Linked DNA regions of Homo sapiens: regions 1, 2, 3 and 5 are each linked to region 4. Evidence: chromatin contacts called from ENCODE Hi-C or POLR2A ChIA-PET data. All regions are on one chromosome and are shown on one strand. The core of a region is the stretch at or near the end of the contact, and the rest is flanking DNA. Distances in the headings are between cores, read along the strand shown. Region 1 overlaps VAV3 (vav guanine nucleotide exchange factor 3). Region 2 overlaps VAV3 (vav guanine nucleotide exchange factor 3). Region 3 holds the start of NTNG1 (netrin G1). Region 4 overlaps NTNG1 (netrin G1). Region 5 holds the start of PRMT6 (protein arginine methyltransferase 6).

Evidence for each region. A loop is a pair of places that touch in the nucleus more often than their neighbours do. ChIA-PET counts read pairs that join two places held with the same protein, here RNA polymerase II (POLR2A). Pooled maps may share reads with other maps.
Region 1: a loop to region 4 is called in a map with no recorded cell type, with 10 times the contacts of the local background. The contact joins two enhancer-like sites. A Hi-C loop is called at or near these places in 2 of 37 single-sample maps with no recorded cell type and 4 of 50 pooled maps.
Region 2: a map with no recorded cell type shows a loop between it and region 4 (18-fold over the local background). The contact joins two enhancer-like sites. A Hi-C loop is called at or near these places in 6 of 37 single-sample maps with no recorded cell type and 4 of 50 pooled maps.
Region 3: a map with no recorded cell type shows a loop between it and region 4 (4-fold over the local background). The contact joins the promoter of NTNG1 here to the enhancer-like site in region 4. A Hi-C loop is called at or near these places in 2 of 37 single-sample maps with no recorded cell type and 2 of 50 pooled maps.
Region 5: a map of B cell shows a loop between it and region 4 (10-fold over the local background). The contact joins the promoter of PRMT6 here to the enhancer-like site in region 4. A Hi-C loop is called at or near these places in 1 of 168 maps with a recorded cell type or tissue (B cell), 14 of 37 single-sample maps with no recorded cell type and 5 of 50 pooled maps. POLR2A ChIA-PET finds 5 or more read pairs at or near these places in 1 of 52 experiments (activated CD4-positive, alpha-beta T cell).

What each region holds. Positions count from the first base shown.
Region 1 is chr1:107,776,037-107,778,736 of GRCh38, forward strand. It overlaps VAV3 (vav guanine nucleotide exchange factor 3), which reads right to left. Exons shown (of 27, transcript NM_006113.5): 4 at 1,195-1,260. Among named protein-coding and RNA genes, the nearest start is that of MIR7852, 120 kb to the right of the region's middle. Within about 2 kb of position 1,400, at least 3 of the 41 ENCODE cell types and tissues checked have a DNase peak (open chromatin) inside an H3K27ac peak, as active enhancers do.
Region 2 is chr1:107,935,287-107,937,986 of GRCh38, forward strand. All of the region lies in intron 1 of VAV3 (vav guanine nucleotide exchange factor 3), which reads right to left. Among named protein-coding and RNA genes, the nearest start is that of VAV3-AS1, 28 kb to the right of the region's middle. RefSeq lists an enhancer at 990-1,526. Within about 2 kb of position 1,290, at least 15 of the 41 ENCODE cell types and tissues checked have a DNase peak (open chromatin) inside an H3K27ac peak, as active enhancers do.
Region 3 is chr1:107,139,689-107,142,388 of GRCh38, forward strand. NTNG1 (netrin G1) reads left to right here and starts at 1,351. Exons shown (of 8, transcript NM_001113226.3): 1 at 1,351-1,452. RefSeq lists an enhancer at 991-1,522 and silencers at 1,456-1,745, 1,766-2,045.
Region 4 is chr1:107,450,326-107,453,025 of GRCh38, forward strand. All of the region lies in intron 7 of NTNG1 (netrin G1), which reads left to right. Among named protein-coding and RNA genes, the nearest start is that of NTNG1, 310 kb to the left of the region's middle. RefSeq lists enhancers at 707-966, 1,327-1,386. Within about 2 kb of position 1,391, at least 3 of the 41 ENCODE cell types and tissues checked have a DNase peak (open chromatin) inside an H3K27ac peak, as active enhancers do; they include B cell, where a contact is called at or near this core.
Region 5 is chr1:107,055,295-107,057,994 of GRCh38, forward strand. PRMT6 (protein arginine methyltransferase 6) reads left to right here and starts at 1,380. Exons shown (of 1, transcript NM_018137.3): 1 at 1,380-2,700. The coding sequence starts at 1,422. The coding sequence ends at 2,549. RefSeq lists enhancers at 1,612-1,661, 1,682-1,821, 1,832-1,961, 1,972-2,181.

The DNA.
Region 1 (2,700 bases), core at 150-2,649, 330 kb after region 4:
AGTTTTCTCACTTTTAAACTGTGAAGATATAATAACAACCTAGTAATATTGTGGTATTACATAAGATAGTGCATATAACCTGGTTAGCACACAAATGGAAACTCAGTAAGCTCTTATTATTATTGCCAGGTGTAATACCTGGCAAACAGTAGATGCTAGATGCAGTTTTGACTTATTAATTTGGAAAACAAATACTTATTGAGTACCTACTATATGCCAGACACTGTGAAGTTCTAGGAATACAGCCATGAACAAGGCAAAGTCCCACACCTCACAAAAGTGTACCTTCTAATGAGGAGACAAACAATAAATGAAGCAAACCAAGACTGTCTCAGGCATTGGCAAATGCTGTAAAAACACAGCAATGTAAGGGGGTGGTGGCAATTTTAGACAGGATAGTCAGAGAAGGCCTCTCTGTAGGGAAATCTAAGCAAAAACTTGAACGCTGAGGGATCAGTCAAACAGGCAGAAAGAATAGCAGGTGTAAAGGTCACAAGGCTAAAACAAGCCCAGTGTGTTGGGTGTATGAGGAAGGATAGATGAATGAATGGATGAAGTTCCATAGCATTTGAATCTGTCTTGGGGCATAATCTATTTCTTATTATGATTCTTTGCAAACATGCCTGATCCATGTCATCAGTTCCTTGAGGAGTAACGATCACGCATATATTTATTTGTAATCTGTACAAGTCACTCAATCAGCAGAAGATAATCGGCTGCAAGGACCTTTTGCCTCTCTTGACTATTAAATAATAGAGCCCAAAAAGATTCTCTGTTCAGAACAAACACCGCCTACTAAAACATCCCGAATAGCTCCAACCCACACTTATCTCTCCCTTCCTTGAACTTATAAGGCATGCACTATGTGTCCCACAACTCCAGCAGCAGATTCTATTTCTTTTAAATTGTTCCCTAACTCCAGTTTTATCTACTACTTCTGTTATGCCTTTGAGAAACTTTGAAATTTTACTTCATTAGAGTAAGTTTCTTTATTCTTCATGGGGACACAAAACAGGAACTAAAAACCAGTTGAAGTACATTTTCTTGTAAAGCTTTCCATCGCCAGTTTAAGGTTAATCAGTAATTAAGCCACTTTTCCTCCTTCAGATAGCTTACTTTAACATCCACAGTTAAAACCCACAATGGACACATAAATTGGCAGTGGCTAAATTTTGCTTGAAATTTTCAACATACTCTATTAAATCAGGAAGGCCTTTGTAGATGTCTTCATCATTAATGCTTTCTTCTGTTGGGAAGGGCCTAGGAAGAGGAGAAAAAACAAAAACAAAAAAACAAACCCATGAGTGAACGAGCAACAATCAGGCTGCGCACTTAACCCTCACTAAATATGTAAGTTGTCTGCTGCCAAAATGGTCAGATCAGTCACCATGTCTAACAATATCTAGGGCTTTCCCTAAAGTGCCTGCTCAGTGGCTTTGTCTGGGGTTCCCCTAGGGAGGCTGTAACACCTGCCACCTGAAATCATCTGAAGCAATTACAGCTGGTCACCACAGTCACATGTGCAGGGGGTCATAATAACGTGCTTATCTGATCTCCCACCTGCCACATACCTGCAGGGTCACCTCACCCACTGCAGCACCCCAAGTCAGACAACAAACAGCTGTGCATGTACCCTTGCCTTCAGCACCCTCTCTTTTCAGCTGTGGGATCTGATAACAAATAATTTGGTAGCAATCATCCTTCCATGGCTCCGTTCACTAGTGTAGATGAAAACTAGTAGAAGACAAAAACATTGTGCCCTTTACATATACGGTCATTGACCCTGACATTTCTGCTCAGACTTTAGGGTATTTAAGCTGTATGTTTTATTTTCGTTTATTAGACAAATGAGTCAACCAGACCTTGGGGTGAATAGAGTGTTTTCTTTGTTCCCTATTCAAGAAAATCACCTTTAATGTATCTCCTATTCCCACTGTGTGGCTTCCTTGTTTGCATCATGGTACTATGTCCTTTTTTCATAACTGCCTTAAATTTATGTCTAACAAAATCACAGTAAGCATACTGTGCCAAAAATTCTACTCTTTTCAGGCAGCCAGCATATCACATGTTTCATAAAAACCAGAGGATCCATCAAAATAATAAATAAGCTTTAAATAATTACTAGTTATATTAAAAGCAGAGTTTCACATTGACTTATGGATTAATTTAATACTGAAGACATTTGAGGAGACTAGGTTTTTCAAATAAATCAGTGTGTGAGAAATGTAGTCTCATAATCATTTTTTATAAATTAAGGCACATTTTATTATGCAAGTTCATTGTAGAAAATATAGATGAGAAAAAAAGGAGAAAAATTTTGACTTACGTTTTTTCAGAATCAATACATAAAAATTTGATCATGCTTTAAAAAAATCTTTACATATAATAACATAAAATATATATTGACATGAAAGGTATGCATGTATTGAAGAGCAAATTAGGAGTTAAACATTTATCCAGCCGACAGACCATATACATAGAAAGCTGCCAAATTCATGGCCCATTTCTGAGAAAGGTCCTGTACCAGCAGGGCATTTTTCCTGAGCTCACTGTGCTTTGTAGCCAGTGCAGAGAACCCCACTAAGTCCTGCTTGGATCCTCTCTCCCTTAGAATGTGAATGTGAGCTGGACACAGAAAAATGGCTGTGATGGCCAGAGACAGAAATATGGAGCACTGAATAAAGAAGGTAAAAAACAAAT
Region 2 (2,700 bases), core at 40-2,539, 480 kb after region 4:
AGTTCTTCCTAAGATAAACCTCTAGAAAGCCAGAGTTTACACTGCCAGTCAGCAAATAAAATTCACAGTGATAAGGTATATCAAAGAAGTAAATATATAATTCTCCAGGAAGAAAGGAGCAGCAGCACCTACTGCACAGAGACCACAGGGTCTACTCTCTCCTACAGTGTTACGAGCACTGAAATGTTCAGTGGTTGGAGAAAATGAAAAGCCAGGTCTGACAAATACACAAATTTGGTCCTCAGTCCCTAAAATTAGAAATAAGTTTCCCCATCAGAATGAGGATGAACATTTCATTCACTCACTTACTCATTGCAGTTACAGAAATGAGTAAGAAACCATCCGTGACCTGAATAAGTTCACAGCAAGGTAGGCAGAGGCAAAGGGACAATAGGGTGCAGTGGTGTGCACCATGACAAAGGGGAAGTGCTAGGGAGGCACACAGGAGAGGCACCAAAAACAGACAGGCCAACCAAGGCCATTACCTATGCTGTATTTTGCAGAGAAATAGGAGTTAACCAGCAAAGGGAAAGGTGTTCCTATTACAATGACAAGGAGATGAAAGAAACCATGGTATATCAGGTGATGGTCTAATGGAAGGGAGATAAGGCTCTGAACTACACCGATGACAGAGGCACACAGACATCAAAGAGGTGAAAATACCCCATCAGTTGAAGAATTTTGCTTTTCAGTGTGTGAGAGATGAGGACACATTTATGCCCCTTTTGGAAACTTTACTGAAATTTTATGATTTGGGGAGAAAAGTAAACGTAGGACATTATTACAGTTCCTAGATTTGATGAACTAATAATTTTTAAAATGTGAATTGAGAAGGGAGAGGAGGGGCTCAAAAATATGAATTGATAGATAAAACATCCTGAAAATACACCCACAATTTTTTTTAGTACTTGGAAAATAAATCTGAAAATAATTTGAATAATCAACAATGACTTAATGCAACATGTAACACTTTTGAATAGTGGAAAACCTCTTACAAATTTGAGGAAAGTGCATTTAGCCAATGAAAAATTCTATATTTAATATATAAATTAGTTGTGCATAGTGTTAGAATTACAATATAACTAGATTAGAACCAAAAAGGTAAATCAGATTCTGGGTCTGATTTTTAGATTATAAACAAGAAATCTAAAATCAAACACTAACAGATTTGTCTTACCGAGTTTTTAAAGATATGACAATCTAGAGAAACAACAGTGACAGTAGACAAAAATTACTGCTGCCCTTTTATTAGCCTTAGTCGGCAACTTCTGTTTTTAATTGTTTTCATTCATTTGCTTAATTGAAACCAAAGCTGGCCAAGTGACTCAAGAATGAGTCACAGCTCCCCTCCTGGAGTAGCCACAAGCCTGACTGTGGCATACTGCATGCACTAAGCCTGAATTTCAAGTTGGAGAAGAATGCATGACAAAATGCCAAGGGCTGCTGACATTGCCAAAGAAGTTGTCAGGACCATAAGGATGTCCTGAGAGTAGAATTCCCTGCACTTCCTTTCCTGGTTGGAATTTATGCACTTATGCCTCATCGCAAACCACAGAAAAGATACACCTGTGTCACGCTGCTCCTTCCCCGACCGATCTTGTGATTTGATACACATCATTCCTTAAAAGGAAGGGACATCTGAGAGGGCACCCCTTTTACTTACTTCTCAATGCTGCCGGTCAGATTTCCAAAGACTACGGGAAATGGGAGGGCCAATGTGACTACTGAGATTGCCACACCTTACACACAGTCAGGCAAAGGATGCCTAGCAAGAGTGACAGTCTAAACATAACACCCTCCACCGCCACCCCAAAAAAACAGCTCCATCATTCACACCATAATCCTGTTTTAACAAATAATGCACATGTGACACAAAACCACAATATTTGGCGATCTGAAAAACATACCAAGAAATAATGTGTGATTATTTAAATTCAAAACACCACCATGACTATTGAGATGTTACTTCTTATAGAGGCAAGGATGAAACCCACGCATGACTAATTGGTCCCTTCCATGCTGACTGTGGAATCCTCCAGCCTTTGCACAATGAATGTGGCTAGTGACTGCAGCAGCTGTAACATCAGCACAAAAGGTTTTCTTCAAACCAAACTTCCATCTCTGCCTGCCAAATACCAGTATGTCATTTCCTTCCTGCTGGACTCCATGGTTTCTGGAGGACAAGAACCATGTAATTCTTAAACTTACACCATTGGTATCCTCTACTATTTGAGATAAGTACAAAACATTCAATGAATGTGTGATGAATGCAAAATGAGCAGGGAATACCTATAACTGCTTCTTGGCTGTTTATGCCCTCACTATCATGTTGACACAATGCTAAAGAAAGTATGCATAATTATCCTAATTACAGTCATTACAGCCAAAAAGCCCTTAAAGTTAATCACAAGGTTTCTAGTGGCACCCTTAAAATAAAATTATAAATTAAAATTCATAAAATTCTAAGACTCTGGTTAAGGCTTGTAGTCCCAATTATTAACACAATATAATGACTGCATTAATATCTATACACTATAGGTAGGCCCCAATTTAAGAAAAATTTTAGAATGTAGTACACTAACATGTCTAGTCCTTAGAATTTAGAATACATTTTTCCAAATAAATAAGGCTCTTGTGATCAAGTTCATAGGCCAGCAACCCTCAACTCAAAAAAGCTGAAAATAGAAAAATGAAATCATT
Region 3 (2,700 bases), core at 101-2,600, 310 kb before region 4:
GTAGCTAAGAGTGATCCCAGGTGAGTCTGAGCCCGCCTTGGTGGGGAATGAAGCCTGGAGCATCGGAGCATTTGTCTTTCTCTTAGAAAAGGCAAGGAAGCCTGAAATGCGCAGCTCTCCCTTGAACTTCAACTTTTTAAAGGGGAATGAATTTCTAAAGGAGGAGTTTCCAGTCTAGGGCTGTAGGGGCCTCCGGGCAAAGGAAGTGCTTGTTGAAAAACAACATTGTGATCACTTCCAGCGGCGAAGGGTGTGCTTGGGAACGGTTTGGGGAGGGGACAGAAGAGAGAGGGGTGGGATGGACGGCGGCAGAAGTGGGAGGTACACGAGGAGTTACTGGAAACGGCGCTTCTGTGGAGGAGCCGGGGGGGATGGGGAGTAGAGGGAGGGGGCCCTGTTGCCTCAGCGCCCCGAGGTCGTGGAGCGGCAGCAGCTGCAGCCGGAGCAGCACCAGCAACAGCAACAGCGAGCGGGACGGAGTTAGGACCGCTCGGAGCGCACAGGTCTCGAGGTAGTATAAGGTTTGCTATCCTTCCACTTGCTGGCAGTTGCAGAAGAAGATCTGCTTTTTAAGTGAAACGTACATGCCACCCCTCCGAGGGCTGCGGCTTCCCCGGGCTTGCTTCTTTGCCGCTCCTCTTTCCGGCTCTCGCGCTCACTCTTTAATTGGCACTGGCCCCTAAGTTTGCCAGGAGCTCGCTGCCCGCTCGGAGCAGGGTCCCGGCCGGGAGCCGCTGGTGGGGGCGGGGAGTCCGGGAGCCGCAATCCAGAAGCGTCGTGGGCCATGTATATTTCATCAAACGGACTTTGGGTGCGTCGCGTCTCACTGCCATCAGTGCTATGTGCAGTGACATTTCTGACTTGAGTGGAGGAATGCGCGAAGGAAACCCGGGCGAAATTGGTATTAGAGGATCTTCTTGGCGCCAATGCTAATTGTCCTGATTTATGCCCCTTCTGACTAAGCTCAACGTCTTCATCTGAAATAAAATGAAAGCGGTGCCAAGCGGCATAGAACCGCCTGGCCGCTGGTTCTGATCCCCGGGAACCAGAAAATCGTCCTGCGGCTTGAAAAAAAAAAAAAGAGGAAAAAAAAAAGAAATAGAAATAGAAAAAAGAAAAAATATCCCTCAGTAAAAGTTTAAGGCGAGAAGTGTCAGAGGCAGCGGAGCGAGGAGGCGCGGAGGAGAGCCGGCGAGCAGGGGACTGGGCTGGCACGACCTCCGAAGGCTGAGATCTCATTATTAATATCACTATATTTTTGGAGGGAGAGGCACCTTTCTCATCCTCTCTTCCTCTCCGCCCACCCTTACTCCCTCCCCCTCATCTACCTGTCAAAGTCACTGATCTTTTGCATTTCGGAAGAGGACGTCAACGGGAAGGAATTCCCCCTCTGGGTGCGGGCTCCGAGAGGGGGCGACTTGCAGGAGGCTCCCCCCGGGGGCGGAGGCGAAGGTAATTAAGCGGCGGGGAGTGGCGGGCCGGCGCTGGGTTCTCGGTCCTCGGGGTCCTCTCCCGCCGGCGGCCGGGCGCGATCGGAATCCCCGGGCTGCGGCGGTGGCGGCGGCTCGGGTCCTCACGCCCACCCCTCCCGCTCCGCCCGCTCCCGCCTGGGGAGGAGGCTCCGCGGGAGCTGCCGCCCTCCGCCCGTACGCCGCCCGCGGGCTCCGCTGCTGCGGCCGCCGCCCGAGGCGGACCAGGCTGGCTGCGCAGGGCCGCCGCCCCGCGCCGTCGGCTCGGCTCCCGCCCGGCGCAAGGGCAAACGAGCCACACGGTAAGTGCCTGCGGCTCGCCTCTCCTACTGCGACCCGAGCCTCTCGCCCGTGCCCCTCTCCCCCGGGTTTCCCCACCCCCCGCCGCCCCCCGCCCCACCCGCTGCGATGCACAGGCGGGAGGGAAGGCTCCGGGTGGGCGAGGAACTTTGTAAAGCGCCCCGAGGAGGCAGCGCGCGGAGCCCTACGCGCACACACAGCGGCACACGCTCACACCCACACACAAGTCTTCCCGGGGGTGCGCCCCGGGCCGGTGATGCGTCCTCTTGTTGTGTCCGGAGCCCAGGCGTGGGGTCTGAGCCTCCATCCGCCGACTGACAGGGGCCCCGCGCTCTCCCTCTCTCACGCACACCTGGCCACACACATCGCTCAGGCGGCTTGTCGTTATTTTTTCTTTCTTTCGCCAATTATATTTGTTTGGGGAAAAGCAAACAAAAAAAACAAAAAAACACTTGCCCTATTGCCGGCCTTGGGGATCTGGTGGCCACATCGAGAGCTTTTGAAGTCCCTTCTTTTAATCGCCTTTATTGGTGCTAGATTAAAACATTACTATCCCATGTTGTGCAGCTGGGGAGAAAGGGAAATTGAAAGAGGAAGACTTGGTGTAGGGATGCTGTTTGGAATATTCTCTCATATTCTTTACTGGCATCATATTAATCGGTTGATGGATTCGGCTAGGGACACTGAATTGCACTCCTGTATGGATCTGTGGATATCTATATATAATACAAATAATACTGAATATTATTGGGCCTAAAATAACCAATTAAGTGATTCATACAAGGAAAAACTTAGATATAAAAAGAAACTGCGCCCTCTGCTGTTAATTTTAGTACCCTCACCCGGGGACTTTTTTTTTTTTTCCTTCAGAAATCCACTTAAGAGTAGGCTGTCATCTTACAGGGCAAGGGAAGAAAATTCCTAGCGGGGA
Region 4 (2,700 bases), core at 141-2,640:
TGTGCATGTAAAATGAAGATAAGAATTGGACCCACATCACTATCCATGAGAATTAAATAACACAATGAATTAAAATGTTTAACCCAGTTTCTGTCAGAGTATGGGCACGCAGTAAGATAATAAAACTATAAATGATGGTACCCATCCTCAGAGTTTCATTGAAAATGGTGAGGAATGGATTAACAAATTTAAGAAATCAATTTACAAACAAATGACATAATAAAACGAAAGCTATGATAATCATGGCTCCTTCCCGGAAAAAAAAAGAAGGCTACAAAATTATGGGATTTAATACCTATTATGTCTTTTTCTGTGGTCGTTTCAAATACTAATTACCATCTGTAAACGTGAATTTTAAGTTAAGATTTTGTCCAAAATCAATGCCATTTAGTCTTACAGGTTCCAAATAGCAAAATAAAGCAACCTCTGATAAGTTGTATTCATTAAATTCATCCCAACCTTAGCAGCAATTCTTCATCAATTTTAGGATCATCCTAAATCCTGGAAATTACCCTGTAATGCTAAAATACCTGCCTACTGGAAGGGTCTTGAATTATGGTGACCTCTAAACAGACCAAAAACTAAGTGGGGTTCTCTACCTGGGCAGAAACCAGTTATCCAGGAGTGATTACTGGGCAGTCACAATTCATAGAGTCACCATCAGACCTACTGGATACTTAACTATTATCAGCTTGGTGACTGTTAATACCCTTAGGGGTTTGTATGTCTGAAACAAGCATTCAGTTCCTCAATTCTCAATTCCCTTTTTTCTTTCTTTCTTTCTTTTTTTTTTTTTTTTAGAACTCCTCAGGGGACTTTCCACGGGGTTATTTGGCTATTCTTAGCAAGTTCATGCTATGTGCTATTTTTCAGCAAAGTTAAGGTTTCTCTTTTTATGCTAGAAAGACTAACATTGAGACTCTAACTTTGAAGAGAATAAGGTTGTTTATTCCTGTAAAAAGATTTTTTAAAAATAGTATGATTAACAATTTCACCACATGTCACACTGCCCTTGAAAAAGTAAGGCTGAATTTTCCTAGTAAACTAAAAGGCACTGAGGAACAGAGGATGAGTTAATACTTCTGCAGCCCTAACACGGTTAACCAAAAATGTAAAAATGAGAAGGAAACATAACCTCCACAGAGTAAAGAGACTGTAAGTGTGACTGTCATCGGCAGCACACTGCATGGACTCATTGTCAGGGGTCAGCCATCTTGGTTTCGTCTGCATTTGTAAAGTGCTGTCCTCCTACACACTATATCAGTGTATTATTTTATGTTTTGACATGAATGTATTAGTCGTTGCAGCTAGATGTTGAGTGAAGAACCCCCAGGAGAGAGAGAAACAGTGTAAGAATACCACTCTGAAGGAGTATGGTAGGAAGAGAGACCTTGGTTTGAGAGGTTCATTAATCAGCAACCAAACATTTATTGACTGTTTGAATCCTGCAACATCATAGGTACCATATAAGATAGAAAACAAGTTTAACACAGCCCATGCCTTAAGGATGTTGCTAAACTTGAGATTGTAGTAAAACGTGAAATCGTAGAGTGAAACCAAAGTTTCCTGTCCAGAGTACTTAGAGAACTCCTAATGGCTCTGGTTGTGAAAGGAAACTGAAAACTCTAAGGTCTATTCCAGCTCAGTAGCTGTCTCTTATGTAGTGGTTTGAATCCTGGCTCTGCCACTTACTAAGTGTGTCTTGTTGAAAAAATTATATAACTTCTCTGACCTAAGATTTCACTTCTCTAAAAAAATATTATTACACCTCATTGGGGTTGTTATGGAATTAAATGAAATGCTTGTAAACTACTAAGCACAACATCTGCAGTAAAATAACCTCCATAAATTACAGCTATTATTGGTATTACTGTACTATAATCAAGTGGTGGTAGATAACCTTGATGAAGTGCTGGGAAGGATTTTCATCTGTCAATGAGCCACTAAACCTGTAAATGGAAATTCTGATCATAAATTTGGGTTTTTACAGAGTATTTGACAAAGCAGTAAATTATGTGTGTCTATCAAGGAAACATGGGAAGTCTTGGATGGTGGACAGTACACTTACTATGGATTCCTTAAAACTCTGAAATTCAGTGGCACTATGGTATAAATAGAGCTTGAGTTTGTCCCCACAGAAACTTGTATTGAAATTTGATCCCCACTGTGGTAGTATTGGGAAGTGGGGCCTACAGGGAGGTGTTTGGGTCATGGGGGTAGATCCCTCATGAATGGCTACTAGTGCATTCTAGTGGTAGTGAGTGAGTCCTCCTTCTGGTGAGACTGGATTAATTCTCATGGGAATGGATTAGTTCCCTTGATAATGGGTTGGTATAAAGGCAGGATGCCCCTTGGGTTTTCTTTCTTTCCAAGTGTCTGCTTCCCCTTTGACCTTCTCTGCCATGATACAATGAAGCAGGAATACCTTTTCCAGAAACCAGCATCATGCCCTTGAACTTCCCAGCCTGGAGAACCATAAGCTAAATAAAATTCTTTTCTTTATAAATCACCCAGTCTCAGGTATTCTGCTATAGCAACGCAAAATGGACTAAAACAAATGGGGAGTAGAAGTATAAAGAATTGAAAGTCCATCCTTTACTGAGGAGGTACGTGACAATCCCTGGTCTCATTCCTTGGCCCTAAGGAGGTAACTAACTTCTAGAGAGTGCCTGAGGCCCCCAGCATTGCTCAGGATTCCCT
Region 5 (2,700 bases), core at 130-2,629, 400 kb before region 4:
TACTCTGAGTGACTTTTTTTTCAAGCTGGCAGAAAATGGCATTATGCCCACCTTGTTAATAACACGGACACCCATACAGATGCCACACATATTTAAAAACATATTTTATTTCCATTATGGACAACAAAAAGAGAGTAACAGCTGATGGTTGACTACAAGAAAAATATAAGAGAAAGAGGAGAGTGTCAATATTGCCCGGACAAGAAAACACAGGAAAAAATGAATTGCATTGAGAAAGTGATTAAAAGAAATTGATTCCGTTATTTCTGAGAGAAAAAAACGCATATATATATAGAATACACCTAGCAACGAGTTTGCTTGTATCACATGGCTCTTGAGTCTGCACTTTTCAGGATTTAACTCTTAAGAGAGCCACAGAATTATCAGAGCAGAGCCGAAAGCCAAGTAACTATTCTTCTAAGTAGAACCAGAAACCTAGTTCTTCCCCAACTGCAATGAAGATTCGCTGGTGGGTGAATGGGCAACTAAAGGCCAGAGAAGTTCTATTATTTGCCCTAAATCACTCAACTAATTAGTGGTCATACTGGAATCAGAACCAAGATTTTGCATTGTTAGGTTTTAATTTTGTTACATTTGCACTCTAACTGCACTGAAAACAGAAAAAAGAAATGCGTAGTGCAGTTTCTAAATTGCCACAGCTGGAGCACTTTAAGAGCTACAATTGTCCAGTTAAGGCGGTAGTGGGTGGATGGTGCTGCCATGTTAATTCGGTGGAATAAAACCAGAGGTGAGTTAGGCCGGGCGCGGTGGCTCACGCTTGTAATCCCAGCACTTTGGGAGGCCGAGGTGGGCGGATCACCTGAGGTCGCGAGTTTGAGACCAGCCTGACCAACAGGGAGAAACCCCGTCTACCAAAAATACAAAATTAGCCGGCCCTGGTGGCATGCGCCCGTAATCCCAGCAACTCGGGAGGCTGAGGCAGGAGAATCGCTTGAACCCAGGAGGCGGAGGTTGCGGTGAGCGGAGATCGCGCCATTGCACTCCAGCCTGGGAAACAAGAGCGAAACTCCCTCTCAAAAAAAACAAAAAACAGAAAAACAAACAAAAAAAACAGAGGTGAGTTCAGCAGAAGAAACAAAGGTGGATTATTAGTCTTAAGTGTGCGTGCCTACTTCAGGAAGGGAGTGAAAGCAAAAAACTGAGGAGCTAAGGGTGGGAGGGGGAATGAAAGGATCTCAGAATGTGGGCGTCGTGGGTGGGAAAAGGGATGCCAGGACACCAGAAGAGCAATACAAAACAGCTCCCGTGAGCAGGCACAGGAGACCTTCCGCGCCGCCGGCCGGGCGACCCCGCAGGAAGTAGGAAGGACGAGCGCGCACTACAAGTCCCAGAAGCCCCCGTTTCCTGGAGCCCGCGCCGTGCCGCGCTACGCCCGCCGGGAGCCGGGCAGAGCGGCCAAGATGTCGCAGCCCAAGAAAAGAAAGCTTGAGTCGGGGGGCGGCGGCGAAGGAGGGGAGGGAACTGAAGAGGAAGATGGCGCGGAGCGGGAGGCGGCCCTGGAGCGACCCCGGAGGACTAAGCGGGAACGGGACCAGCTGTACTACGAGTGCTACTCGGACGTTTCGGTCCACGAGGAGATGATCGCGGACCGCGTCCGCACCGATGCCTACCGCCTGGGTATCCTTCGGAACTGGGCAGCACTGCGAGGCAAGACGGTACTGGACGTGGGCGCGGGCACCGGCATTCTGAGCATCTTCTGTGCCCAGGCCGGGGCCCGGCGCGTGTACGCGGTAGAGGCCAGCGCCATCTGGCAACAGGCCCGGGAGGTGGTGCGGTTCAACGGGCTGGAGGACCGGGTGCACGTCCTGCCGGGACCAGTGGAGACTGTAGAGTTGCCGGAACAGGTGGATGCCATCGTGAGCGAGTGGATGGGCTACGGACTCCTGCACGAGTCCATGCTGAGCTCCGTCCTCCACGCGCGAACCAAGTGGCTGAAGGAGGGCGGTCTTCTCCTGCCGGCCTCCGCCGAGCTCTTCATAGCCCCCATCAGCGACCAGATGCTGGAATGGCGCCTGGGCTTCTGGAGCCAGGTGAAGCAGCACTATGGTGTGGACATGAGCTGCCTGGAGGGCTTCGCCACGCGCTGTCTCATGGGCCACTCGGAGATCGTTGTGCAGGGATTGTCCGGCGAGGACGTGCTGGCCCGGCCGCAGCGCTTTGCTCAGCTAGAGCTCTCCCGCGCCGGCTTGGAGCAGGAGCTGGAGGCCGGAGTGGGCGGGCGCTTCCGCTGCAGCTGCTATGGCTCGGCGCCCATGCATGGCTTTGCCATCTGGTTCCAGGTGACCTTCCCTGGAGGGGAGTCGGAGAAACCCCTGGTGCTGTCCACCTCGCCTTTTCACCCGGCCACTCACTGGAAACAGGCGCTCCTCTACCTGAACGAGCCGGTGCAAGTGGAGCAAGACACGGACGTTTCAGGAGAGATCACGCTGCTGCCCTCCCGGGACAACCCCCGTCGCCTGCGCGTGCTGCTGCGCTACAAAGTGGGAGACCAGGAGGAGAAGACCAAAGACTTTGCCATGGAGGACTGAGCGTTGCCTTTTCTCCCAGCTACCTCCCAAAGCAGCCTGACCTGCGTGGGAGAGGCGTAGCGAGGTCGGAGGGGAAAGGGAGATCCCACGTGCAAGTAGGGGGAATATCTCCCCCTTTTCCCTCATAGCCTCTAGGGAGGGAGAGTGACTT